2 separate regions of the Homo sapiens genome follow, and region 2 is linked to region 1. Evidence: chromatin loops called from intact Hi-C (ENCODE). Cell type or tissue: PC-9. All regions are shown on one strand. Links, peaks and the distances in the headings refer to the core of each region. The heading gives the core; the rest is flanking DNA. Region 1 has its middle 62 kb from the start of BNIP2. Region 2 has its middle 140 kb from the start of BNIP2.

What was found. Hi-C counts contacts between places; a loop is a spot of excess contacts. Peaks named below come from ENCODE experiments on the same cell type or tissue, not always from the same donor. Only the 100,000 strongest peaks of a DNase experiment are listed, where the experiment ranks them.
Region 2: it touches region 1 in a loop (8-fold over the local background); 4 of 110 quality-filtered maps call a loop at or near these places.

The regions. Positions count from the first base shown.
Region 1 is chr15:59,743,248-59,758,465 of GRCh38, forward strand. No RefSeq gene overlaps it. Among named protein-coding and RNA genes, the nearest start is that of BNIP2, 62 kb to the left of the region's middle. In PC-9, for the core only: a CTCF peak has its summit at 8,740; a DNase peak (open chromatin) is centred at 8,744.
Region 2 is chr15:59,822,809-59,838,026 of GRCh38, forward strand. No RefSeq gene overlaps it. Among named protein-coding and RNA genes, the nearest start is that of BNIP2, 140 kb to the left of the region's middle. In PC-9, for the core only: no CTCF peak of the experiment used is centred there; DNase peaks (open chromatin) are centred at 5,683, 6,303 and 8,273; H3K4me3 peaks cover 1,059 bases; H3K27ac peaks cover 5,000 bases.

The DNA.
Region 1 (15,218 bases), core at 6,647-11,646:
CTGGCATCTCACGGGGAGAAGCCAGGGATGCTGCTGAACATCCCATGATTCACAGGATAGCCACAGAAATTCTGGCTGAAGGCAGTTGCTATGGACTGAATGTTTCTGGCCCTCTAAAATTCATATGTTGAAATTCCAATTCTCAATGTGATGGTATTAGGAGGAGGGGCCTTTGGGAGGTAATTAGGACATGAGGGTGGAGCTCTCATGAATGGGATTAATACCCTTGTAAAAAGACACAAGAGAGCTTGCTTTGTCTCTCTCTGCAACCATCAGAAGGTTTGTCTGAGAGCTAAGGATCTGCCTCCAAGTTGGCACAATCACACCACTGGCAAGCTCATTGAGAATACAATGAGAAGATGACCATCTGCAAACCATCTGCAAACCAGGAAGTGAACCCTCACAAGACACCGCTGGTCCCTTGATCTTGGACTTCCCAGTCTTCGGAACTGTGAGGAATAGATTTCTGTTGCTTAAACCACCCAATCTATGGTATTTCTGTTATAGTTGCCAGAATTAAGACAGTAGTCTACCTAACATCAACTCAACCAGTTGAAAAATAATAAAAACAATCATACATCTGTTGTGACTTTGGTCTTAATGTATCAAAATAATTGGTTCCATTGATTTTTTTAAGTAGTGAATTACTTTGATGTGGATTGGTGAAGGCACAGACTAAGTGCGCTGCCAGTTGATTAATGCAGGCATTGAGTGCTCAGAATCCTGAGCTTGAGCAGGGGTGATGACCAATGTGGATTCAAGCAGTCATCACAGAAGGTGGTCATAATAATGGCAGGTATCTTGAGAAAGAAAATTGACTCAAGGACTGAGCCCGGGAACACTCTGACAATTAGGGTCAGGAAGATAGGAGGAAACCAGCAGAAAACCTGGAAAGGAATGCTCAGAAAACTAGAAGGAGAGCAAAAAAGAGGAATGTCCCAGAAAGAAAGTGAAGCAAGCATTTCATGGAGGAGGGAGTGATCAATTTTGTCAAATGCGGCTGAGAGGTTAAACAAAACGAGAACACTGGATTTTAGTGTTGAGATCTTTTGAGAGTCCAGTAGAGAATCAAAGAAGACAAAGCAGAGACAGAAAATACAGACTTTCATTTGAGGGATTTTGCTGTGAAGGGGAATAGAGAAATACTGCTGTAGCTAGAAGGCAGTTGTGAGGCCAAGAGGTATGTGTTGCTTGCTTTTTTGATAGGAGATATTATAGCATGTTGGCATGCTGATGGTACTGATCCACTAAAGAGGAAAATATTGGTGATGCAGGAGTGAAAGGGGACAATTGCTTGAACAATGTTTTTGAGTTGGTGAGAGGGGACTGGACCTCCGGTACAAGGGAAGTGTTTGCCTATGGTGGAATCGCAGATAATTCTTTTATATTGTGTTATTGTGTTAGTAATCTATTGCCATATAACAAATGACCCCCAAATTTAGTGGCTTGAAAAACCCACATTTATTATTTCACACAATATATGTTGATCAGGAATTTAGCAGCATCTAAGTTGGGTAGTTCTGGCCCAAGATCTCCTATGAGGTTGCAGTGAAGATGTTGGCCAAGGCTGGAACCATTAGAAAGCTTGTCTGGGAGCTAATGATTTGCTTCCAAGATGGTGCACTCACATGACTGGCAAGCTCATATTGGCTGCTGGTGGGAAGCCTGAGTTCCTCACTGATGGACTCCTTCACAGGGCTACTTGAATGTATTCACAACATAGCATCTTTCCCCAGAGCAAATGATCTAAGAAAGAACAAGGCAGAAGCCTCAATGCTTTTAAAACCTAGCCTGGGAAGTCACACACCTTCAGTGCCTTCACATTCTATTTTTTAGGACCAAGTCATTAAGTCCTCAGTCTAGGGAAGGGATTTTAGGCTCCACTTTTTGAAGGGAGTAATGTCAAAGATTTTTGCACATATTCTTAAACCACCACATTGTAGTAACAGGAAGAAAGCCAGGGAATGTGGCCACAGATGCCAGTATCACATCCACAGATGCTGGTGGATATAGTGATGGCAACTGGTAGACTTTTCTGAGTGCTTCTATGTCTTCAATAAAATAGGAAGCAAGGCCATCAGCTGAGAGTGGCCATGGGGAGAAGGGGTTGGAATGGGAGAGTGAATGAACTGGTAGGACTTTCAGGTCAACTATGGGCTCCCTCAAGGTGAGTGGCCATGAACTTAAGCAAAAACAATCAACAGTGTAGATGTTTTCCTCCAAGTGGGCTCAGCTAAGAGCACAGAGTGTGAGAAAAAATACCCTGGCCAGGCGCGGTGGCTCACACCTGTAATCCCAGCACTTTGGGAGGCTGAGGTGGGCAGATCACGAGGTCAGGAGGTCGAGACAATCCTGGCTAACACAGTGAAACCCCAATTCTACTAAAAATACAAAAAATTAGCCGAGCGTGGTGGTGGGCACCTGTAGTCCTAGCTACTTGGGAGGCTGAGGCAGGAGAATGGTGTGAACCTGAGAGGCAGAGCTTGCAGTGAGCCGAGATCCCACCACTGCACTCCAGCCTGGCCGACAGAGCAAGACTCCATCTCAAAAAAAAAAAAAAAAAAAAAAGAAAAGAAAAAGAAAACAACAGTGACTATATAATTTTAGTGTGAGGAATGCCTATTTAAACATAACACCAAAGCCAGAAACACACACACACACACACACACACACAAAGAAAAAAGAAAAAATACCCTCACCTCCAAGAAGACCAGATTTTTATCTTTTTATTTAAGTATTCACAGACTTATTTCCTTTTTATTTTTATTTTTTATTGTTTGAGATGGAGTCTCACTATGTTGCCCAGGCTGGAGTGCAGTGGCACGATCATGGCTCACTGCAGCCTCAACTTCCCGGGCTCAGGTGATCTTTCCACCTGAGCCTCCTGAGTAGCTAGTACTACAGGCATGCACCACCATGCCCTGCTAAATTTTGTATTTTTAGTAGAGACAGGGTTTCACTATGTTGCCCAGGCTGGTCTTGAACTCATGGCCTACCAAAGTGCTGTGATTATAGGAGTGAGCCACCATGCCTGGCCTCCTTTTTATTTTTAAAGAACATATTTGCTTGTATCAACATAAGAACAGTGCTTCATATCTCTTTCCAATTCATATTATTCTGTCATGTTTTCCCAAATTAACTGCATGCAGGATTTCTCCTCCCTGTTCGCTTAACATGAGCAATGTAGGGGTGAATTAGAGCTGCACTGTGCCCACAGCTGGTTGAGCCCCAGCATGCTGTTGGGGACCAAATTGGAAGTGATGGTAGAAGCTACAGCAGGATAGATTTTTCTCTGTGCGAGGAAAGCATTCTCGTATGTAGAGCTACTTAAACACAAAAGGGGCTCCCTCACAGGTAGTGGATGAGCCCCGCTTTTGGAGAAGTGTTGATGCATCTCTAGGCTCCTTCAGAAGGAAAACCTACACCAGGTGGGAGGTTGGAGGAGTGGACTTGCAAGGACTCCTCCAGTTCTCTGATTCTGTGATCCGGTCACCTGGGGTCTTTTCATTGAACAAATATTTATTGAGCCCTTACCGTGTGACATGCACTGTGTATTGAACACCTCTTGAGCGCCACTTCAGGTCTTCTCAGACTTGCCTCTTGTGCCAGCCACAGCTGTGGTGCCCAGTTCCCTGCAGACTTCAACAAAGCTCCACAGATGCAGCCTGATGGGGCTTCGCCTCTGGCCTGCAGCGTGAGCCTCTTTGCTTCCTGCCCTGGCTTCTCTACAGCTGTGTCATCCGTTGGATTCCCAGGGGAGTCCACTTGGCACTCAGACCTGTGCAACCCGGAAGGGTGGAGGAGTTAGAGCTCCATAAGATACCTGGACCAGTGGGGCATGGGGTTCCTCCCACTTTCTTCTTCTGAGAAGACGGCCTGAGAGGCATTTCAGAAGTCTCCCCAGAAGGTCCTGCGGGATCCACCTGTTACTGCTGCAGCAGTTGACTTGATAATGTGACCTTGTACTGCTTCTCCCTCCTTTGCTCTTGCCCACTGGTGTCACAGTCTCAAATAACTATTCAAATACAGGCTTTGTCTTCCACTCCACTTTTGGGGAAATCTAGGCTAAGATAATTGTAATAGGTGATAGGAATATAGTATTGATCAAAATAAATGTGACTTCAGTTGGCATGGGGATTATAGTCTTATGATATACGCTACCATGAAGGTCTATATTTCTATTTCATCCACAGGGAGAAAGAGAAATACAGGTGCTTGGTCACTGCATATTCATGGGGGGTTTGATAGTTATAAGATCTTTCAGAGACACCTTTATCATATAATCTTGGCTGAAATTTTACTAGCACTGTTATTCACAGTTTATCATCATAGAACCTGAGTAACAGAGGTGTGAACCAGCTGTTGAAGCCTACATTCATTAGATATGCAATACGATCTAAGAAATTGGAAAATAGATTTACTAGAGTCCTTTTCAGATCAACATATGATATGAGCCTTTGGGTTTTTAAATTACTTCTTTGTAATTTATTTTGGGGATACCTTCCTAAATGCTATTATTTGATACTAAGTTGCTGGTTTGGAAGTTTATCTTTGGCATAAAATGGAATGTTCTGGCTGGGTGTGGTGGCTCACACCTGTAATCCTACCACTTTGGGAGGCTGAGGCAAGTGTATCACTTGAGCTCAGGAGTTCCAGACCCGCCTGTGAGATCCTGTCTGTACAAAAAATACAAAAATTAGCCAGGCATGGTGGTGCGAGCCTGTGGTCCTAGCTAACTGGGAGGCTGAGGTAGGAGGTTTGCTTGAGCCCAGGAGGTGGAGGTTGCAGTGAGCCAAGACTGTGCCACTACACTCCAGCCTGGGTGACAGAGTGAGACCCTGTCTGAAAAAATAAAAATAAAATAAAGTGGGATGTTCTTAAGTTTCTTATAAAGTATGACTTTTTTGTAGTTTAATTTTTTTGAATACATAATGTATTCATATGGTTAAAATTCCCCCTCCTGCCCTCCATGTCCTCCAGTTCATATTCTCTCCAAGAGGTAACTAGTTTTTAGTTTCTTATTTATTCTTCCAGAGAATTTGTATGCATATTAGAATCAACACACATACATATTTTTTTGCTTTTTAATTTTGTTTATTTTTTTAATGGTAGTACACTATGTTTGTCATGGATCTTGCTGTTTTCTCTTAATATATCTTTGAGATCTTTCCATTCTATTATATAAATAAATTCATTCATTTTATAGCTATAGAGTATTTAATTGTTATATATGTTGCAATGAGCTATCCTGTACAAATGTCATATTTACATGTGTAAGTATATCTGTGGGGTAAATGTTTTAAAAGAGAAAATGCTGCATTAAAGACATATGCGCTTGTCATTTTGATAGCCATTGACATATTGCTCTTTGGTGGCATCGTAGCAATTTGCATGCCCACTGACAGTATATGAAAATGCCTATTTAGGCATAAAATGTTTACTTTTAAAAATTAACAAATGATTTACATTCTATTATAAAAATACATGCACTCGTATGTTCACTGCAGCACTAGTCACAATAGCAAAGACATGAAATCAGCCCAAATGCCCATCAATGATAGACTGGACAAAGAAAATCTGGTACACATACACCACGGAATACTATGAAGCCAAAAAAGGAATGAGATCATGTCCTTCACAGGGACATGGATGAAGCTGGAAGCCATTATCCTCAGCAAACTAACACAGGAACAGAAAATCAAACATCACATGTTTTCACTTATAAGTGGGAGCTGAACAATGAGGACACATAGACACAAAGAGGGGAACAACACACGGTGGGACCTGTCAGGGGAGGGCGGGGGTGGGGAGAGCATTAGGGAAAAGAGCTAATGCATGCTGGACTGAATACCGTAGGTGATGGGTTTAAAGGTGCAGCAAACCACCACGGCACACGTTTACCTATGTAACAAATCTGCACATCCTGCACCTGTACCACGGAACTTAAAAAAATTAATATATGACTTAAAAGTTTTTAATAGAAGTCAAGAAAGTGAATGAAACCACCTTTACCTACTGTGAAGCTTATGTTTTCAAGAAAAAAATTGAAATCAATATTACTCTAAAACAAAAGTCTGCAGAGAACATTTTCTGATTTGAGCCCTAAGGTTAGATTTCTATTCCCGTCACCCGTGGATTTAGAAGTTTCTCCTCCAAAGACTGAACTCTTAGGCTTCTGATCTTTTTTCCTCTCTTGTGGATCCGTTAAATGAGTTTCTCAGCTCCCCTGATTGCTAGGAAAGGAGGGTCTCTCTGTTGCATGTCAGGATGGGCTGCAGTTCAAATAGCTCCCCAGATATCACATGTAATGAAACCCTGAACTCTCCCTGAACTAATGCATTTCTCCTAGGACTTTGTCTCCGCCTGGACACATTCCTAACAGTAACTACTTTTTTCAGTTCTTTCTCAGTGATTTTCCTCTCATAGTTAGTAAACTCTTGAAGTTGTTTTAATCTACATTCCCCATTTCTCCAAAGAGTTCTGTTTTTAGCTTTTATGCCTAACTCCTGTTTAGTTTACTTATGTGATGTTAATGATTATAAGTTGACCTAGCAGTTCATATTTCATAGGTATTTAAGTGTATCTCAACAAACCATATTTATGTGTGACCACTCTTTCCTCAACCAGGAGCAACACACATACATGTTGAGAAGGGGGCTCATACTCCATGGCAGTATGGGCTTGTGGGTACCTGGGATAGTTGGCTTTTGGGCCTTTGGGGCTTACGCTTTTATAGAGAAGTGGCCGTTTGCCAGACACTTCACACTCATTGGCTCATTTAACCCAGACAATAAACTCATGAAGGAAGTACTGTTATTAATCCTGTTTTACAGATGAGGAATCTGGGGCATAGAGAGGTTAAGTTACTTACCTAAGGTCACACAGCTCCCACAGAGCCTAAACTCAAACCGAGTCCCCACCTGCCTCAGAGAGTTTAAAGGTAAACTGAACACACATTAAGAGAGTCATATTTGAAGTTTCCCATCCCCTTACCCCTGACATGCTATCTCCCTTCCACATTTGGCCAAATAAAAAAAAATCGTAATTTCTCTCCTTGTTTTGCTTTTATTTATTTATTTATTTATTTTTGAGACAGGGTCTCGCTTCATTGCCCAGGCTGAAGTGCAGTGGTGTGATCACAGCTCACTGCAGCCTTGATCACCTGGGCTCAAGCGATCCTCCCACCTCAGCCTCCTGAGGACGTGGGACCAATGGTGTTCACCACCACTCATGGCTAATTCTTTTTCTTCTAAAGAATGATCATACCGTTCTCTGTAGTAAGACAAAGGAACAAGCAGCTAGTACTTGCCTTGATTCGTGCTCAGCTCTCTCATTTCACCTCACTCTGACTTTCACGTCTCACAGATGCAGCCACAAAAACTTTCCAAATTCAAGGCAAGAGAATAAGAGTATGTTCTGAAACTTTTAAGGAAAAGAAGGACAAAGCACAAATCTTACCTTTCAGACACACGTTGCTGGATTCAACAAATGTTTACTGATCTCTAACTCAATGCCAGATAGGAGACAGTGAGTCCTTATTCTAAGGCATTTTAAGAAAACTTCCAGCCGGGCACGGTGGCTCACGCCTGTAATCCCAGCACTTTGGGAGGCCGAGGTGGGAGCATCACCTGAGGTCGGGAGTTTGAGACCAGCCTGACCAACAGGAAGAAACTCCATCTCTACTAAAAACACAAAATTAGCTGGGCGTGGTGGCGCATGCCTGTAACCTGAGCTACTTGAGAGGCTGAGACAGGAGAATCGCTTGAATCTGGGAGGTGGAGGTTGCAGTGAGCTGAGATTGCGCCATTGCACTCCAGCCTGGGCAACAAGAGTGAAACTCCATCTCAAAAAAACAAAACAAAACAAAAACCTTCCTGGGTTTGGGTGAAGACAGTCATATAAGCGACTATGACTAAAGGCACAATGTAAACAAATGTTTACATCTTGCAAATCTTCTCTCTTCATCATCCCACATTGCATCTCTCCTGCATAGAACTACATAGGGAACCTATCCAAAGAAAGGTTTCCCATCAAACAGGAAGAAAGGAAACATCCAAAACTGAGGCCCCAGATTATTTGCTACTGGATTATTTGCACCTTTGAATTTATTTCTCTTTAGTAAATACAGGTGAAATGCGGAAAGATAAATGAAAGATGCCAACCATAATAACTGCGTTCATCACTATCTTTTAAAAAATAAAATTGTGAGGGAAGGATTATGCAAGTCAAAAAAGTATAAAAGTGTCCTATCAAGGAATAAAACTCAACTCCACCAAGGAATCCTATTACTTTGTAGTCATACTTGTTGAACCTGGGGAGCTAGTTCTATAAGCCATAATCCCCCTACCTCTCAAAATAAAATAAACAAAAACCTGAGAAATTCTGTTATTGCTTTCCTTTAACCTATATTGAAATAAACAGAGAGGATGGGTGAAAAAGGAAGTCATCAAATGATGTCCCCAAACACTGAGTCATCTTGTTAAGCAGATCATGAAAAGACAAGATCATTGAGGAGGAGGCAAAAGCTGAGAGTGATTTAACTAGAAGCTCGACATACTGAAAGGCCAAACCCCAATGTGGTGAGTTAAGCTGAATTTTTAATTGTTTAATTGGGGGATTCCAACAGTTAAATGTAGCCAACCAGCAACAGCCCTTAAGGATCTAAGTCCATTGCTGTAGTGACATTGAACGACCTCTAGGAACACATTCCTCTTCCTATCTGCTGCTAAGGTAGACTGTGTTGTTAGCTGAAACCCCAAGATGGCATTCTTGCCTTACTTTTCTAAACATTCCCTTTGGTTCAAAACCAAAACAAAACCTTCTGAAATCCTCATAAGGTTGGGTAATTTGATTTGAGGGGAGAGGGAGGAAGTGGCATTCTTTATATTATCTAATAATCAGTGCTTTCTGAGGACTGGACGAGGCAGTTGCCTATTGGCTGTGATTTTAGGTATGCTGCAGAGAAAGGTCTTTGCTCAGGATGATCTCTGCCTGCTGCTCAGCCACGTGGCCTGCAATGGATTTTGAGATTCTGTGTATTATCGTTGAAGCTATAGGAGACCCCCTCACAGACATCTAGGAGTAGCAGTATGACAAGCCATGATCAGCCACAGATAACTGCGTGCATTAGCTATCTAGCCAGAACCTGGAGGAAGACGACATAGGAAAGATAAGCTTTGGCTGAACCCCAGGTTGAGGAGAAATAATAATTGCTGCACCTTTTTAATTCATTTTTATAGTTTAGAGTTCTGTTCACCTGTTGTTTTATTTTCATCTTCCCGACAATCCTGTGTGATGTTGCACTTCCCATTTTATATAAGATGCAGTTTAGGGAGATGCTCTGAATTGTCTAATATTGTGCAGAATAGCACAAAGTGGTTAAGCCACTGGGATGATGTTGGACAGAATCCCAATGGAAGTCCTCTCTTCTCTCCTGCCAAGCAGAAGCTACCCACTGCTATTTAAACATGCTGAAATTCTGCCATCACTTGCCATGTTGTTAAGTCAAATGTACACGTTTCAGTCTCAATTCTCTTGATTGCTTCTCAGAAATTGAGACTATTGATCATTCCCTCCTTCTTAGAACACTTCCCTCTTGATTCTGAGATAATAGACTTCCCTGCTTTTCCTCCTAGTTAATCATTTCTAGTCTCCTATGGAGGCTTACTTGCCTCTGTTCAGTCATCACATAGGGAAGTTCCTTCTGGTTCCCTCCTGGTTCTTGTTTCCCCTTATATCACTCCATATATCCCCAGTGTTTGAATTACTAGTGACTTCCAGATTTAAATCTCTAGCTCAGACCCTCCTCTGAGATTGACTATTTCACAGATACCTCAAATTCAGCATGTCCAAGACCCAGAATCAAACCTGGTTCTCTCATGTTTTCTAACTAGCTAAATAATTAAACATTGTTTAAGCCAGAGACCTCAGATTTGTACTCAATCCGTTTTCCTTCCTCGCCTTCTGTAGCCAACTTATTACCAAGTCCTCTCCATTTTATCTAAATATCTCTCAAATTTGTCACCTTTCACCCTCATCACTGCTGCTTCACTGAATCTAAGTCACCACCATCTCGTCCAGACTTCCCATTACACTCTGTGTATCCACTTTGAGTTCTTTTTAACCCATTTTCCACAATAAAGTTAGAAGTATTTTTTTCCAGAACGTAGGTCTGCTTATGTTCATCCCTTGTTTAAACTGTGTCAGTGGCTCTCTGTTGCCCTTGTGATAAGGAAAAAATCTTGCATGTCACTTTTCTGTGCTATAACAGAATACCTGAGACTGAGTAATTTATAAAGAACAGAAATTTATTTCTCATGTTTCTGGAGGCTGGGAAGTCCAGGATCAGGTGACCACGTCTGGCTGGCTTCTGGTGAGGGCCTTGTGTTGCATCATAACATGGTGGAAGGCACTCCAGGGTGAGAGGGTGCATGAGAGATGGCTAAACTGGCTTTTATAAGACACCCACTTTCGTCATAACCCATCAAACCCTTAATCCATTAATCCTTAAATGGATTAATTCATTCATGAGGACAGAACCCTCATGACCCAATCACCTCTTAAAAGCTTCATCCCTTAGGCCAGGTGTGGTGGCTCATGCCTGTAATCCTAGCACTCTGGGAGGCTGAGGCAGGTGGGTTGCTTAAGCCCAGGAGTTTGAGACCAGCCTGGGCAACATAGTGAGGTTCTGTCTCTAGAAAAAATTTTAAAAACTTAGCTAGGCATGGTGGTACACATCTGTGGTCCCAGCTACTCAAGAGGCTTAGGTGGGAAGATCACTTGAGCCCAGGAGGTCAAGGCTGCAGTGAGCCATGTTCGTGCCACTGCACTCCAGCTTGGGTGACAACAGTGAGACCCTGTCTCAAAAAAAAAAAAAAAATTAGCCATGTATGGTGGCACATGACTGAAGTGCCAGCTACTTGGGAGGCTGAGGTGAGAGGATCACTTGAGCCCAGGATGTTGAGGCTGCAGTGAGCTGTGATCATGCCATTGCACTCCAGTCTGGGCGACACAGCATGACATTGTCTCAAAAATAAATAAATAAATAAATGCTCCATCGGTTAATATCACTACATTGGGATTAAGTTTCAACATGAGTTTTGGAGGGAACAAACATTGAAACCACAGCAACACAGTTTTGGGCCACGACAGCCTTTCCAGCCTCATACTAGTTTAGCCCCTCTTCCCGACCCCAACTTTTCCTTCCTTCCTTCCTTCCTTCCTTCCTTCCTTCCTTCCTTCCTTGTTTCTTTCCTTCTCTGTCTCTCTCTTTCTTTTTTGAGACAGAGTCCCTCTGGAGTGGCGTCATCTCGGCTCACTGCAACCTCTGCCTCCCGGGTTCAAGCGATTCTTCTGTCTCAGCCTCCCGAATAGCTGGGATTACAGGCACATGCCACTATGCCCAGCTATTTTTTTTTTTTTTTATATTTTTAGTAGAGACGGGGTTTCTCCATGCTGCCCAGGCTGGTCTTGAACTCCTGGCCTCAGGTGATCTGCCCGCCTCAGCCTCCCAAAGTGCTGGGATTACAGGCATGAGCCACCACGCCCAGCCCTTTGGTATGTATTTCAACTCTCTATTTATTCTAGCTTAATCCCAAGCCCCAATCCTTAACTTTTTGTCTGTCAGATCTGAGATTAGGGGTCATCTTCTCAGGCAAGGCTTCCCTGACCTCTTCTCTCCTAAGTAAAGTTCCTTTGGTATTATCCACTTTGAAATAATGGTTATCACTTGTCCCAGTTCATTTTGTGTTACTATAACAGAATACCTGAGGCTGGATAATTTGTAAGAAAAGTTTATTTAGCGCACGGTGCTGCAGGCTAGGAAGTACAAGAAGCATGACGCTGGCCTCTGCTCAGCTTCTGGTAAAATCTTTCGTGCTTTGTGACAACACAGCAAAAGGTCAAAGAAGTGGACATGTTTCGAAGAGGCAAAACCTGAAGGGTGTCCTGACTTTATAACAACCCACTCTCATGGGAGATAATCCATGCCCACAAGAACTAACCCGGTGTGTCTAAAGCGAAAACTCACTTTCTACTGAGAGAACAGCACCAAGCCATTTGAGGGATCCACCTCCATGATCCAAACACCTCCTCCTGGGCCCTACTTGTCTTTTCTTTTTCTTTTCCTTCTTCTTTTTCTTTTTTTTTTTTTTTTTGAGACGGAGTCTCACTCTTATCGCCCAGGCTGGAGTGCAATGGTGTGATCTCAGCTCACTGCAACCTCTGCCTCCCGGGTTCAAGCAATTATCCTGCCTCAGCCTTCCGAGTAGCTGGGATTACAGGCACCCGCCACTGCACCTGGCTAATTTTTGTATTTTTAGTAGAGACGGGATTTCACCATCTTGGCCAGGCTGGTCTTGAACTCCTGACCTCGTGATCCACCCGCCTCGGCCTCCCAAAGTGCTGGGATTACAGGTGTGAGCCACCGCGCCCGGCCGGGGGCCCTACTTTTCAACACCAACACATTGAGAATCAAATTTCAGCATGAGTTTTGGTGGGGACAAGCAAACCATATTGAAACCATAGCCCTATGCTTCAGAGTGCTCACTACACATTCCTTGACATGATTATTTGATTAATGTCTATCTCCCCCCTTACATTCTAAGCTTGGCTTTTGCTCGACATTTTAATACTAACTACATAAGGCCTGGCATATAACAAGCGCTCAAAAAATATTTGTTGAGAGACTGAATGGTGAAAAAGGAATAGCAAGAGCAACTTCATGTATTACTATTTTACCTAGTTCAAACCGTGCTATAGTTTTGCAGGGAGTGTATGATATGTCATACTTCAGGGGTTTTAAGGAATAAATTCTAGTTTGGTTACACTTTAATGGCATTAAACAAATCTCGTAGTTGTTTTTAAATGTAAAAACAAGGTGAGATAACCCTAAAAATAAACATCTGTTTATTGGAGCTCATATCTCTCTTAAGAAGGCATCCAGATATATTCCATAAGATACCGAGTTGGGGTTTTGTCATCAGGAAGAGGAGGAAATTCCATAGGTAGAAGCCCTTGATGGAAAAGACGAATTTTCTTGCCCAAATTTTAATCAGAGCAGAGTTGACTCTGTGCTGCTGAGAGAGTATTCATGAAAATCTGCCTGTTAAAATGTCACTACTGGAAAGTGGATTGAGAAGAAGGAAACTGTGTAGAAGTAGGAAAATAGCCAAGTTAGATGGGGCTAAATGTATATGACTCATCTACCACAGAGAATTACCGTGATGATCAAAATAAAAATATTATAATGATATGAAAATATTATACAAATATAAAACATCCCATGGATTGTCCTTAGGGCCAATCCAATAAAAAGATTTCAAAGTGAAAGAAGCTAAAATTGGTAAGTATATTCTTCATGTTAAGTCTAATGATTGCTAAATCCAATACTCACACTTAAAAAATGACATGGTTCCTCTGAAAATAAATTTGTACTTAAGAAAAGGTGACATTTCAGTGGACTGTAATTTTTATGACAAACTTATACATTGTGTTTTTCTCCAAAGGTACCTTATGGGTATATTTATTCACACTGCCATTTAATTTATTCAAGCTACTTGTTAGTAGCTAAATGTTTTCAAAGAATTTACCATTTTGGCAGAATTCAACAGTGAACTGGTGAATTATTTTCTAAACCAATTTGTTTGGAAAAAAATTCAACTGATATGTTTTTAAGCCCTGAAGTGTATAGGAAAATTAATTCCTAATTATAAATATGGAAACTTATGACAGTTAATTCATCTTTCGCATTTACTTGTCATATTTAGCCATCAAAATCCACTCATAACTAAGAAAACTAAATAAATATTACATTTCTCTCTTACATGTTAAACAACTCTAACTTTTGATTAATCTGCTAGACAAGTTGAGGACAAATGCAAAGTCTGAGATGTATTTTTAAAGGTAGAGTTCTTTTCTTCAGTCTAATTTAAGATCGCTGGGATAAATAAGATATTTTACACACACCTCTAGAAATAATTGATAGTTCAAGCTTCTGTGTGTTACACTTGTTAAAATATTTGCATTCACAAGCAAAGTCAGAATTGTAGCTCAAGGCTATATGTATATCTTTCCTGAGGAATATAACACACAAGTAGCATTTTGAATTATAACTATTTTGAAATCATACATTTAAAGATACAGACCTGCCTTTTTAAAAAATAGGTCCGGGTGTGGTTGCTTATGCCTGTAATCCCAGCACTTTGGGAGGCTGAGGTAGGTGGCTCACCTGAGGTCAGGAGTTTGAAACTGCCTGGTCAACATGGTGAAACCCCGTCTCTACCAAAAAATACAAAAATTAGCTGGGCGTGGTGGCGCACGCCTGTGGTCCCAGCTACTGGGGAGGCTGAGGTGGAAGAATCTCTTGAACCGGGGACACAAAGGTTGCAGTGAGACGAGATCGTGCCACTGCACTCCAGCCTGGGTGACAGAGCGAGACCCTGTCTCAAAAAAAAAAAAAAAAAAAAAGGCATTGTCCTCTTCATTCAAGTTTTTCCTCTGAGTTTATATACGTGCCACACACTGTGGCAGGTATGAGATATAAAAGTAAGGTTGAGTGCTTACCCTTCAGAAGCTTGGGGTCCTATGGGGGCACACTGACTAATAATCAGGTAACTGGAATACCGTTCAATAAGTCCTGCAATTGTGGTAAGTACTGGGATTCTGTGATAGCAGCAAACTGAAAGATCTCTGTGCTGGTTCTTAGTGGCTTTCACTGATACTCTGCATCTTCTCCTTGGCACATAGCACGACATTTCACTTCTTCACCTCTTTATAGTTAGGCATCACCTATTTTGACTAATGGAATATAAGTGGAGGCAACACAAGTCACATATAGGTGGAAGTCTTTTTCCTTCATGGTGACTATCAATACTCCAGATGGGGGAGGCTCCTTCGGGCTAGGACCCTGAGGGAGGATAACAGGGAGCGCAGCCCCCAGCTAATCTGCAATGGATATGTAGTGTGTGTGAGAGAGAAACCTTTATTTTTTTTCAAGCCAGAGAGAATTGGAGGACATTTATTATTGCCTAACCTATAAGGACCACTACAGGCTTTATTCCAGACTTGTAGAATTACAGAAGGTTCCCAGTGGGCATGAAGTGTAACTGGGACCTGAAGGATGAATAAGTGCTGTCCAGGTAAAGAGTTGAAAGAAACAGCTTTCCAGAGGTAAAGGTACACGCAAAGGCTTGGAGCAGGATGAGAATTCCTTATGTTTA
Region 2 (15,218 bases), core at 3,716-8,715, 77 kb after region 1:
TTTATCTTTTTTCCATTAGTCATAAGACAGAAAATAAGTAACTGTGCAGTTGATCTTCCAAGTGTAATTAACAAACTTTATCTAATGGATAAATAATATACTGCATCCAATACTTGGAAAACACACATCCTTTTTGTTTCAGTTTTTATTGCTGCCATAACAAATACCACCAAATCAGCAGCTTAAAACAACGCAAACTTATTATCTCAAAGTTTTATAGGTCAGAAATCCGTACAGGTCTCACCAGGCTAAAACCAAGGTACCAGGACTGTTTTTCTTACTCAGAGCTTTGGGGGAGAATCTGCTCCTAGCCTAATGTAGATTGTTGGCAGAGTTCAGTCCCGTGCAGTTGTAGGACTGATGTCCCTGTTCCTGCTGGCTGTTGGCCTGAGGTTGTTCTAAGCTTCTAGAGGTCACTTCACAACCCTTCGCTCATAGAGCCCTATGTCTTCAGAGGTAGCAATGGTGTTTGAGTTCATACACTCATCTCTCTTGTCTTCTCTTCTGTCACATCTCTGATTAGCAGAAGACGTTTCTCCATTTTCACAGGCTCATATATTTAGATTGGGCCCATCTGGATAATCTGTGATAATCTCCCCATTTCAAGGTCTGTAATCTTAAACACATCTACAAAGTTTTTATGTGTGGTATATATTATAACATAATTACATATTCCAGGCATTAGGGCATAGGCATCTTTGGGAGATCATTATTCTGGCAACCACACTTTCCAAACTTACATAGAACGTGCAAAATTGTACTCACACATAATCATAAATAAACGTCTACAAAATTCATGTTCTGTGAGCAAAATGTAATTGTGTTACAAAGTAACAAAAGGATAATTAGAAAGCACCAAAAGTTTAAAAATTAAGAAATATAGTTCTGCATACTCATGGACCAAATAAGAAATCAATTACAAGTGGAATAAATAAAAGTAATCCATACCCAAACCTGTGAAGTATAGCCAAAGAACTACTTAGAGGCAAATTTATAGCTTTATATGGTCAGAGGAAGGTTTAAAAATATCTCACACTGTTATCTCTCTCAAGATGTTAGAAAAAGAAGAACAGAATAAACACCAACTAAACGAAAAAAAAATACTGAAGATCCTAGTGAAAATTAATGAAATAGAAGATAAATACTCAACAAAGAGGATCAACAAAGTCAAAGATTGGTTCTTTGAAGATAATTAATAACATTGACAAACCTTTAGCAGCATTGACCATTAAAAAATGATAGATGGCATAAATAAATGTAATTAGGAATGAAAATGGAGACATAAATACAGGAGCAGCAGAAATTTAAAAGATAATGAACAGCCTGATTATTAAATATATGCCAATAAAATTGCAAACTTAGATAAAATGGACAAACTTCCAGAAAAATAAACTTACCAAAACCAAAAACAAACTCAAAAAACATCTTAAATAGTTTTATAAACCTTCCAGAAATTCAATTGATAGGTAAGGTCTATATAAAGAAAACACCAGGCCCATTGGTTTTTCAGAGAAGTTCTGACAATTATTTACGGTTCAAATAAGTATACTTTTACTGAAATAGAAAATAGAGCAAAGTATAGGTGGGAAATTCCTTAATATTACAAGGAGTACTTATACATAATTTACAGTAAATATCATACTTATTTGTGAAAGATCAAGAGCAAAATAGTGATATCCTCTTACGTACCATTTTTATATAACGCGTTCCTGAAGGTCTTCCTAGCTAACAAGGCAAGAGAAAGATATGCTAAAAAGTTTAAGAATGAAAAAATGCTCCTAAATGGTGTTGGTTTTTGTACACAGAAAAGCTTATCTAAGAAATTATTAATATTAACAAAAATATAGTGGGTTTCTAACAAATCAATGTAGAAGTCAATTTTATTTCTCTATACAAGCAACAAATTTAGAAAACACAATTTTAAAAAGATAAAATCTGTGAAAATAGCAAGGATATAAAGGTTTTAGAAATGAATGCAACCAAAAAGTGTGTAAGCTCTTTATACCAAAAAGTATTAAAGTTTATTAAAAGACAATTTAAAATAAATATGGGGGTATTCTATATATGTGAATAAGAAAATTAATGTATTATATATGTCAATGCTCCCAAATTGACCTGTGTAGATGCAATACAATTCCAATAAAAAAGTAACTCATAAAAAAGGTAGTGGGATGAATGATTATCCATATGGAAAAAAATTTAATTTGAATCCTTGCTTCATAGCATACACAAAATGAATCCCAGGTGGATTAAATACTTAAATATGAAAGGCAAAACTATGATTATTTTAGAAAACAACACAGGGGAAGATCTTTATAAATCAGAGACAGGAAAAATTTCTTTTACAAAACTCTAAAAACATGCATTCCATAGTGGAAAATATATGTTTAAATCACTTCAAATTAAAAAGTTTTCATCAAAGTCACTATAAAGAAAGTGAAAGGCAATTTACAAAGGATTAGAATCCAGACTCTAGGAAAATCTCAATGAAATACCACTTTACACTCTCAGGATTAAGAAACATTAAAAATCTTGAGATATTGGCAAGGATGTGAAACAATGGAAACTCATATCTTTTCGGTGGGAGTGTAAGTGGTACAGCCACTTTAAAAGACAATTTATTGCGGCATTATTCACAATAGCAAAGACTTGGAACCAACCCAAATGCCCAACAATGATAGACTGGATTAAGAAAATGTGGCACATATACACCATGGAATACTATGCAGCCATAAAAAATGATGAGTTCATGTCCTTTGTAGGGACATGGATGAAATTGGAAATCATCATTCTCAGTAAACTATCGCAAGAACAAAAAACCAAACACCACATATTCTCACTCATAGGTGGGAATTGAACAATGAGAACACATGGACACAGGAAGGGGAACATCACACTCTGGGGACTGTTGTGGGGTGGGGGGAGGGGGGAGGGATAGCATTGGGAGATATACCTAATGCTAGATGACGAGTTAGTGGGTGCAGCGCACCAGCATGGCACATGTATACATATGTAACCAACCTGCACATTGTGCACATGTACCCTAAAACTTAAAGTAAAATAATAATAATAATTAAAAAAAAGACAATTTTGAACTTCAAAGTAAAGTTACAGATCGCATACCCTACTGTCTGGCATTGTATGCCTCGGTATATACACCAGCAGTGGTTCTCAAAGGGAAGGTCAGTGGACCACGTGCATCAGAATCAACAGGGAGGCTGCAAGATGCAGATTCCTGGACTCCATCTCAGAAGGAGTCAGAATTCTCAGGGATGAGTCTGCGACGTTTGTAGGTGTTCCAGGAAATTAAAAGGCATGCTGAAATTTGAGATCTACTGCCCTAAGGCATCTCTAGCACGGAGGTAGTGTGAGACACATACAAAATATTCTATAGCAGCACTGCCTAAAAAAACAAAGGAAACTACCCAAATATGCAGCAATGTAGAATAGGTAAATAAATAATGGTAAATTCACACGTTTTAAAACCATATAGCAGCAACATGCATCCACAGGGTAAATCTCAGGAACATAATAACATGGGAGGAAAAGCAAAGAAGACCTACAGTATCCTTATATTTATACTAAATACAAAAACATGCAAAATCAAACAATATGTAATCATATGACTTAGGGATACATGCGTATAAAATTCAGGGATTATATAAGGAATAATAAAAATAAATTTAAAATAGAGGTTTCCTCTGTAAGAAGGAAAGGTTGAGCAGTAAGAAGGATCACACAGGGCTTTTGGGGATACTGGTAATTTTATGAATGAGTATTCATTTCATTATTTTTCTTTACATCTTACACATATGATATAAATATATTTTTATATGTATTCAATATTTAATACAAAATTTTTTGAAAGAAAAAAAGGATAGTTGAAGAGATGTTGGTTAAAAGTTGATTGCTTACATAGCAAACAGTTGTTAATGCCTCTGAAACTGTTTTTGACAGCTCTTTAAAATATTACAGATGGGCACGGTGGCTCATACCTGTAATCTCAGCACTGTAGGATGCTGTGGCGGGAGGATCGTTTGAGCTTAGGAGTTCGAGACCAGCCTGAGCAACATGATGAAACCCCATTTCTACAAAAAATACAAAAATTAGCCAGGTGTGTTGGTGCACACCTCTGGTCCCAGCTACCAAGAGGCTGAGGTGGGAGGATCATTTGAGCCAGGGGGGTCAAGGCTGCCACGAGCCATGATTGTATCACTGCACTCCAGCCTGGGTAACAGAGTCAGAGCCTGTCTCAAAAATTTAAAAAAATAAATTCTTACTGACTATTGCTGCTCATCAATTTTGCCTCTAGGGCAGAAATTATGGAAAGGGAAAGCCAGTGGGGAAGAGGCAGAGAGAATAATTTTGCAACATTTTGACAACTGGCATTTTGGAAAACATCTCTTAAGTTTTCAAACAACTATATTGATCTGTCAATGCTTCAGGCAATTAAGGAGAGTTCCTAGAGAGGGTGAGCCATGTATGATTACGTGTGCCCTGTCTATTTTTGATCACACTGACCAGGAGCAAGCCAAGTGCCAAGCAGTTAATAGGATGTTCTCAAAGACCACCTTTCCCATCGTGCCACCTGCCGTACTCCTTCAAAATAAGATAAATATTTTCGTAAAGTGTCCTCTGACACCACTGAAGCCATGTATTCCAAGCTATTTGTGTCCTGCTAAATAATGTGGCTTCTCTATATTTCTGATTTAAAGAAGACACATTGAAATTCCATAAAACCCTACAATCTCCAACACGGACTTGGCTTCTGAGTTGCAGTTTCAAAATAACTCTCTGTGGAGCTTAAGTAGGTCTATTCAAAGCTGATAGAGTTGTGAGACTTGATTTGTAGGTAGCATTCCAAAGATGCCCACCCGTTTCATTATGATGAAAAAGATGAAGTCCCAGAGAAAGGGATGCAGCAAAAAATTCACATTAAAATAATTCTTGAAAATAATTCACACAATTACAAATGCATTCGACAAAAGGTTGGAAGCTGATCCAAGCTTAGAAAGAAGCCTGACAATTCACCAAGGGTATAGAAAAGATGCCTGCTTCATATGGCAAGTAGCGTGGTGAAAGAAGAGAAGCGCTTTTCAAACTACTTTTGATAAGTTTCTTATAAATAAAGTACTTTAATTCTCAATGTTTCTCATGTTTTAAATTACAGTGTACTAAATACATATTAGTTTTACTATTTTTTGATTTCCTTATATGTTTATAATTGATAGTATGATCAATTTTAGCGCTTTGACAAAAAATTCTTAAAAGTCAAAAATCAATCATATATTTTTTTACAGTTATTAAGAATACTTTGTGGGGTTACAGCTTCTTGGTCATTTTTGTAGTTCTGCTCTGCCATGCTAAGTAGGGATTGCCCGTATAGCATGTTGATTTTGCATATGTGTTTCACTTAAGGAATTTCAATGTAAGGGAAAAAAAACATTTTTAATTCGGTTTGTTTTCCTTAGGCTTTATATTCTTTAGGAGGCAGTTTTGCCTATGACAAGTTGATTAAAACTAAGTAAGCTTATTAATATCTAAAAGGACTGTTAACTGTAGAAAAATAGTTTCTTTATTGAAGGGTTGTCGGCACGTCTAATTTATTAGCTTTGTCATCGTCTGTGAGTGAGAACATAAATCTTGTTTAGTGATCAAGATGAAAAACACTTGGAATACCTACCATAGCAAAATTCTCCACATACTTTCCAAAGATAAACACATACATCACCTTAGGCTCCTAAGTGGGAAAGTTTGATTACCTACATCCAAAAATATGAAACCCTATTATAGATGTCACATGAATGAAAACTGCACAGCAGAACTTTCCATTGATAATAGCACTATGATTCCAAAAGTGGGCTAAAAATTCAAAATGCCAACAAAAATAAACAAGCAAAATGCCTTTAAATATCTAAAATAGTATAAAATGTGACCAAACATGGTCGTCTTAGAAATAAGAGCTAAAGGGTGGTGTTTACTCAAAAAGTTAGGGGCATCAGGTCTTTGGGATGAATTTGAGGTCTTATTAGTGAGTCAGTCATGTCCAATTCAAACTAGCTTGAGAAACGCAGGAATAGGAATTTATTGGCTCAACGTACAGGGGCTGTAACTCAGGCATGGCTCACTCCAGGTTCTCCACACCGCCTGCAAATTTGCACGTCTCCATCTCTCAGCTCTGCTTTCCTTTTCGGTGGCTCCCCTCTCAAACAGGCAAGATAATTTCTGAAAGTTCCAGACCTGCATCCTCTGGCTTAGCAACTCCAGCCAGAAGAGAGCTCTTCTATTCATACGGGAACGCCCAGAGTTTCAAGACTGACTCACGGCCCCGGGTGCGGTGGCTCACGCCTATAATCCCAGCACTTTGGGAGGCCGAGGTGGGCGGATCATTTGAGGTCAAGAATTCGAGATCAGCCTGGCCAACATGGTGAACCCCGTCTCTACTAAAGATACAAAAAATTAGCCGGGCGTGGTGGCATGTGCCTGTAATCCCAGCTACTCAAGAGGCTGAGGCAGAAGAATAGCTTGAACCCGGGAGAGGGAGGTTGCAGTGAGCTGAGATCGCATCACTGCACTCCAGCCTGGGTGACAAGAGCGACAATCCATCTAAAAAAAAAATAGCCAGGCGTGGTGGCACATGCCTGTAATCCCAGCTACTCGGGAGGTTGAGGCAGGAGAATCGCTTGAACGCGGGAGGTGAGGTTGCAGTGAGCCAAGATAGCACCACTGCATTCCAGCCTGGGCGACACAGCGAGACTCTGTCTCAAAAAAACAAACACAAAGACAAAATAACAACAACAAAAAAACCCCCTGACTTTTGGCTCGTTGGATTAGCACTGGTGTCTCTACAACTAGAACATATGCCCATCCTGGGGCTGGAGAGGAGGACAACATGAGCTCTTGCAAACCACACTGGCTGGCTGTGTGAGGGGTTGGTTTCCCCTGAAAGAAATCTGGGATCTCCAAGAGCAGGATAAATAAAAAACAGGGCAGGTAAAAGGGACAGATGATCATAACGGAATGACACAGAGCTTGAGAGTTTGAAAGATTTTCGAGATTAAATTCTAGGCTAAGTTCTACCAAGAAGAGATCTAGGTTACAGCCTTCTGCAAGGCAATGAATCCATTTCTGCTTTTCTTCCCACGTGGCCAGAAAGTTAATTCTGTGGATGAACAATTCCGGATGTTTGAGTTTTTATACTGTTGTTCAAATCTACCTTGCTGCAGTTTCTACTGTGGGCCCAAGTTCTATCTCCAGGAACACCAGAGTAGCAAATACTTAGTCCTTGAACACAGCTACTATCATCCTTCCCACCAGGGTTCTGAAGGCTGCCTCCCCACCGCACACACATACACAGCCAGAGGAAGATTAACTGTGAAGCGGTCACAGTTCAGGCTTCAGGGCCTCTCCCCACTGCAAGCCCATGGGTGCTGAGAGTTAGAGAGATTCCTAGGAGGGGAGGGGAAGCCAGGCTCCCACCAGGAAGCCATTTCTGCCTACATATCTCTGGTAAACTGCCTAGAGCTCTCAAAAGGAAAGTGACCTCAATCCTTAAGTCTCCAATGATTTATTGTGATCTGTTTTCTCATTCAAAATAAGCAGTCAAATTCCCATTTACTTTGGTCATTGTAATTTTGCATTCATTTTCTTGAAGGAGATTCTCCCCTTCTCACTCCTACTGTATTATACCAGGTTTAGACCCCACAAAACCTGGATCTGCCACTGTATAGAGCCTTTCCCCTTTCTCTTCTGTCCTTTTAATGCTGTAGCTTCCAGGTATTTTTCTATCTAGAGCAGCCTCCAGCTTTTTAAAGTTGGATGTCTAGAGCTGGAAAAAATGCCATGGATATGCTTTGGCTTGCAGAGTCAGGCAGGATCTCATTCTCTTCTCCTGGTGCCTGTGGTTCCATTAATGCAGGCCTGGGTGGTGACAGCCTCACTTTCACAGCACGTGCCTCACATGGCTTGTTCATTTCATCTGGGGTCTGTGCGGAACAGTAGCTCTTCTTCACTCTCTACTGTTTTGAGTACAGGTTTTGTAGTTAATGGATAGGTAACCAATTGTCAAGGTTGGTTGGAATTATTACTTCTAATGTGGCCATCATTGCCTGCTTTGAGGGACAAAATTTTAAATGTAACACAAATGTCCAGAATGCAGGTTTTTGAGGAAAAGGAAAAATGAAATCTTACTTGAATCCATCCTGTCTGTCATCCACATCATTTTGGTGTAACTTTGTCAGAGTGTTTATAAGTGAACATGTTTTAGCCAGGCATTTGTAGAGACTGACTCATAAAATGAAAATCCAAATGGAATGTAAGCACCCCTGAATGTACCTTCACCTTTTAACTTTTTTTTTTTTTTTTTTTTTTTTTGAGATGGAGTTTCGCTCTTGTTCCCCAGGCTGGAGTGCAATGGCTCGATCTCAGCTCACCGCAACCTCCGCCTACCGGGTTCAAGCAATTCTCCTGCCTCAGTCTCCCGAGTAGCTAGGATTATAGGCATGTGCCACCATGTCTGGCTAATTTGGTATTTTTAATAGAGACAGGGTTTCTCCATGTTGGTCAGGCTGGTCTCGAACTCCCCAACTCAGGTGATCTGCCTGCCTCGGCCTCCCAAAGTGCTGAGATTACAGGCGTGAGCCACCATGCCTGGCCTTAACATTTTTTTAGTGTGACTATCCAGTAGTAGTTTCTATATAGTTAACATCTATTAGTGATATTTAGATTTTTAAATTTGTGTTATTTCCAAACCGTATATAGAGCTGATGAAAACGGAGCTTCAAGTATTTAACAAATGAAGTTTCTCTGCCATATAATATAATTTATATGCATGGAAGCACTAAAGGAGTGAATTGAAGTGGATTTGTACTCATTTCAGTATGGCCCTTTGTTGTGGCATTATTGGAAACACCACTATGTTTTCTCCACATATGCTGAGTGAGTAAGCGTTCATATAGCACAGAGGCAGCAAATAGGTTTAAACAAGTAAGCAACTTTTAATTACTGGTAGTAACTGGAAGCTTTCTGATAAGAAAGATTCTGAGGCCAGGTCTAAATGCATCAAGAGGTCTGTGATCAATTAGCATTGCCTGTGATGAGCACAAGAAGCAGAAGTGGCAGCATTCATATTTTATGTTTGCCAGCTGGGATCAACTAGTTTATAAACCCCTTGAGATTAAAGACCTAATTCATGTGTTACATGGCATTTGGCAAGTAGAAATTCAAGATTATTGAATGAAAGATCATGGAGTTTTGCCAACTACCATTATGCTTTGTAAAATGCATACAATAAAGGCTCAGTTAGCCAAAATCCAATTAATTACAATCTCAAAATATTAGATTTTCCATTTCCAGAATCTAATAAGAAAAAGAAACAAAACCAAAACCTATATATTTAGAAACTAACCTTCAGGGTTTCAGTCCAGATTAATGAATGCAATTAATTGCCTAGTCTTTCTGGATCCACAATCCTAGTTCTTATACAACAATGAGTGATGCTCAGAATTTCAGTGTAGGGTGAACCCTCAGTTATCAATTTTCAAAATCACCAGACTATACTTATTAAGTTTAGGAAGTGGGCCCAAACACTTCAAACAGTAAAGTTTTATCTGTTTTTATTTTATTGTGTAAAAGAGAAGAGCCTCTTGTTAGATAAATGCTCACAAATGGTGAACTTCTTTACTAGATTGTAAGCTCCTAAAGGGTTCCAAATGTTTGATGATGTTTGATTTGCCGCTATATTCCTGCATCACCTAACACTGTTCCTCAAATATTGTGCTGCTCAGAAAGTGTTTGATGTAAGAACGAATGAATGAATGAACAAACAGATTTTTCTTGGAATCTTCCTTCTGCCCCTTTGCCTTTAAGGATTAATGTGAGCATTTTCCTCCCTTTCCTCCTTACTGTGATATGTGAGGTATCTTGGGTCTGGGCCATGGCTACACTTTTCAGAGCTAATGAAGAAAGCATTGCCAGGCATGGTGTCTCATGCCTGTGATCACACCACTTTGGGAGGCTGAGGTGGGAGGATCACTTGAGCCCAGGAGTTCAAGACCAGCCTGGGCAGCATAGGAAGATCCTGTCTCTACAAAAAAAATTATAAATTAGCCAGATGTGATGGTGTGTGCCTATAGCTCCAGGTACTAGGGAGGCTGAGGTGAAGGGATCACTTGAGCCCAGGAGTTCAAGATCAGCCTGGGCAGCATAGGAAGATCCTGTCTCTACAAAAAAATTATAAATTAGCCAGATGTGATGGTGTGTGCCTATAGTTCCAGGTACTAGGGAGGCTGAGGTGAAGGGATCACTTGAGCCCAGGAGTTTGAGGCTGCAGTGAGCCATGATTGCACCACTGCACTCCAGCCTGGGTGACAGAGCAAGACCCTGTCTCTTTCTAGAAAAGAGAAAAAGCATTGGCAGTTGAGTGGGGCCTGAAGTTCACAGACTCTGGTTTGAGGCCTATATTTTGCTTCCTCTTTAAATTTCAGTTTACTCATCTGTACAATGGAAATAGCACTACTTTCTTCTTCTTAAATTTGCCACGAGGATGAAATAAAATAAAAATTATGAAAGTCCTTTGAAAATGATGACATCTCCATAAAAACAGGAGACATTAGGTCTCCTTACAATTCTGCAACTAAGTAACAACATGGCTTTGGGCACATCCCTCCATCCTTCTCACTCTCAATTTTCTCATCTTTAAACGGAGAGGGTTGAATGACATGCTCTCTAGTGCACTTTCAACTCCCAATGTTATGTACACACAGCTGGGGCTCTCCGCTCTGGAGAGAGGAAAGAGCGGGGCTGAACCAAGCTATTTCCTGAAATGACTTAGACAAGCCATTCAATGCTCTTTGCCCATTTACAAGAAGCAGCCATTTGAGGCTACCAACTTTCATTCTGGAGAATGGGCCAGAGAAAAATGCACTTTGGATGATCAAGAGCCCTCCATTTGGTCCTCATAGAGCTTCATTTGGGAGTTTGAGAAGTTCAGAAGCCAAAGAGGTGCTAACAGGAAAGCGAAGAACATTGATGATTTTAGGCTCCTACTGACTCAGGTAACCTGTTAGGCATTGTAAGCATATTAACTCATTTAGGCTTCACAACAATTTTTCAAATTAACTATGATAGCCATTTCCCAGAAAAGAGCTCACTAACATTTGGAGATGTTGCATAACTCATGGAAAGACTGAAACTCGGGGCTGTTTGGCTCCCATTGTTTTCCTTATATTATTCCACTCCTAAGGTACCCAAACCACAGAGCGTTCTGAAGCAAAATTGCCTGTGGATCTGGAGGCAAAGACTGTGGCAGTGTCTACAAACCTCTGTATGCAGGAAACACAAGGAGGAAAACAAATAAACACCAAGGGCTTCCTGGAGATGCTGAGAACTGACCCTGGCGAGCATCTACCTCTGATGTAAAATACATGTGGCCAATGGCATGCACCTGCACCTCGGGCTTTCAGGTGCGATGCTGCGGCAGGTAGGTTCTTTTCCAAACACTTCTCAAGGTGTGGATCTGCTCAGATACCCACTTTTCCAGGCTGCAGCCTTCCATGTTCACAGTCCTGCTGCCAAATCCCCAGAGGGAATTTCTAAATTACTCAATTCCCTATGCCTGTATTTATATCTTAATGATAGGACATTAAGATGCAAATTAAACAGAAACTTAGTAAGCAAATCATGTCACTTTCTAATGGATACATCAATAAAGGCATGAACAGAGGCACCACACTGTTGCCAAGCCCCGAGGAAAGATTTCAAAGGCCCACCTGCAAGCCCCAGGCATGCAATGTGTTAGAAATTCTATCTGGCCAAAGTATTTATGGTCAGGGCTTTTACCCCACCCCAGTAGCTGAACTTTTTGATGCTATCCTTTCACCCCCTTTCAATGCTGACTTGGCTCTGCAGATGTGCAGGTTCCCAAAGGTGTTGATGTTCTTTGCCGGTGTGGTTTACAAGGTTACAAAGGGGAACACAAACCCCTCGGAGTAAAACACTCAAACCACCAAAACATGGCTCAATTTCTGCTCTACATTTTTACTGTTGCCATTTGTCTCCTTTTTCTGTTTTCCTGTTTTTTCCTCTCAACAATTGCCTGTGATCCCCTAAACTAAGGTTTTTTGTTTGTTTGTTTAGGCAGAACTTGCCCATATAAAAAGCTACTTTATTATCAAATCATTGGCTTCTACAATCAAATTTACTTTAGCTGCCATATCTTAGAAGGTCAAGTTGTATATCATACATTTCAGCATCTTGGACACTTAGCCAAGGACTGGTACAGAAAACAGTAGAAGCTTAATAAAATGCTTGGCCGGACGCAGTGGCTCATGTCTGTTATCCCAGCACTTTGGGAGGCTGGGGTGGGCAGATCACTTGAGGTCAGGAGTTCGATACCAGCCTGGCCAACGTGGTGAAACCTCATCTCTACTAAAAATACAAAATTAGCCAGGCGTGGTGGCACACACCTATAATCCCAGCTACTTGGGAGGCTGAGGCAGGAGAATCACTTGAACCCAGGAGGTGGTGGTTTCAGTGAGCCGAGATGACCTTGCCACTGCACTCCAGCCTGGGTGACAGAGCAAGACTCTGTCTCAAAAAAGAAAAGAAAAAGCTTAATGAAATGTTTGGTGGAGAAATATTTTAATCCCCTAATTTATCATCAAATTCTTACTAAGATGATTGTGCTCTTGGAAGGCCAGAAGCTCTGGGTTCTGGTCATAACTCTGTCCCTAATTAGCTGTGTGATCTTGGGAAAATTATAACCCCTCTCACTGGGTCTTGCTTTCTCCATCTACAGAATGACCAGGGAGGTGGCCTCTGTAGTCCCTTCATTAATTTGGGTGAGGACAGGATTCAGGTCTGTCATGTTCATTTTTGCAAAAATCTAGATCTGTAGGATCTAGCACACATCTGAAATATAGCAAGCTCTCCATGAATATTTGCTGAAGGAAAACATTCAGAATGCTGTAATGCTAAATTTTAAATTGATGTCAAGGTGTACTTTAAACTTGTATTTGCTGTTAAAAACCAAACAAAACAGTTCCTGATTGCTTCAAGTTTTTGTGGTTTCTTTCTACCCAGGACTCAGGTGTTTTCTGCACAACTCTTGGAAGCATTGAGTCCTTTCATAAGCAAAACTCCACACCTACTTTCAAGCAGACTCACTGCCCTCCTGGGGTGTTTCTCACCAAACCAGACACAAGTGGTAGGGTTTTACAGGGCAGCAAAGACATGGTGCCCATGTGAGGAATTCAAGTTCATTCATCTCAAAAAAAAGTATTTATTGGATACCGAGTGACACCTTACATGTAACATTAGTATGGGGCAAAGGCAATACCAAGAAAGCCTTGGAAGCCAAGGATCCAGAAAAGGCTCATCTGCATCACACAACCCCTAGATCATATTTTTAGAGATTGTTTCAATGTTGGTCACTTTTTCTGAAGTCCTTCTAGTGTTTACAGTAAGTTTATACAAACTGACACATGTACTGTTTAATTTAGCTCCTGATCTTTTTATTGTTTTCTTGTTTCTTGTTTATATTGTTTATTATTTTTCATTTATTTATCTAAGTTGGGGACTTTTAAAGTCAGGGTCCAGAGATAGGTTTCCAAATGGTGGTGGTGGGGGGCATGAGTACTGAGAATTATGCATGCACAAATTTTTATGTGATGTGCGTTTTTCTGTGAGAGCATTCATAGCTTTTAACGGATTTCAATGGATCTGTGACCCCCAATACATTAAAAGCCACGTGAATTTATATCTCCAACTCCACTTCAGCCAGAATCATGCTTTCTAACGCCTCCCTTTCCCTCAGTATCTAACCTTGTGGTGGGCATCCAATATTCCCCCAGACCATTCTTGCTACTGCAAGCTCTGGGAAGGGTTGTTTGATATTGAAAAGACATCTTTATTGGAGAAGATAGCCCCATGAGTCTCCCTCTAGTTCTTCAGACTGTTCAAGTTGATTGTACAAAGATTCAAATCTACCAAGTGAAATGAAACTCCAAGAAAGCTAGCAAATGCCAACTTCTCATATTCCCTTAAATACTGAGGAATAAGGGGGACTTTTTGTTGGGAATAATATTAGAATCTGCAGAATGCCTTCTTACCAGATTTTACAATGTATGTGGGCAAAGGACTTGGGTTAAAGGCCTGGGACGACCAGGTAGACTGCTGAAACTGAACAAAATATTGAATCCAAGAACTTGGATGCAGTAGTGGGCTGGTGAAGTGGAGGAGAGGGCATCTGTGATAGAAGAATCATGGCCAGTGAGATCTGCCTAGGGTGGTCATGCAGAGTGAATCAACAAGCACACGAAGGACTCCAGACAGGTGGCCCACATCTCTTGTCTTCAGAGTTTCCATAGCCAATAGAATTATGCACAGAATGGTGCACTCTCTTTTTCTCTTTTGTAGTGTAAATTATGATTTCAGGAAAGGAATCCAAGGCTATTCTTGGAGGAAAACCTGTAGACAACAATATCTTGTAGAAATGGTAGTATGATTTTCTCACAAAGGAGAGGAGAGCACTCTGGAGAAAAACCTGGACTTCAAGGTGGGGGTAGACTTGGCAGACAGAAGAAACAGGAGTTGTTCAAGGTCAGCTCTCTACCTAGCTGATCCTCTATCTTTAATTCAGGGTCTTTAACCCACACTATTTATAAAATCTAATAGGAAGGAGTCTGGGCATTCTGGCTTCATTCCCAGCAAGGTCCTCGGTCCCTCTGCTTGGTTCGCTCCTCTGCTTCCCTCACTTCCTTAGTTCCTGGGCCTACCTGGCTCCTGACCTTTTGACTTCATTTCCCACTCCTGGTTCTGCTCCTACCTCTTGGGAATTATGACATACTTGGCTAGTCCAGTTTTTCAACCAACTTTGACTGTGTGCATTCTCTTAAGGACATGGTGGGGTCCTGCCAGCTACTCTGTTTCCTGCCATTCCATCCAGGAAAGGCAAGGGCACTTGGCAGAGCCCCCCGTGAGTGATGAGGCTCCTATTGGTCAAAAGGGATTCAGAAGAATCTGAATAATTTGAGGGTAGGCTACAACTTTGCGATGTCAAAAAATAAAGTGGCCTAGAATGTTACGGATAGATGTATATCAATTAGCAATTAGCAAGCAAATTCTGTTGGAATATGTATCCTTTGGTAGTTCCACCCCATCTCATCCTCCACCACAAACACACAAAGCCATGCTATTAAATTAATGACAGCTCTATCTTC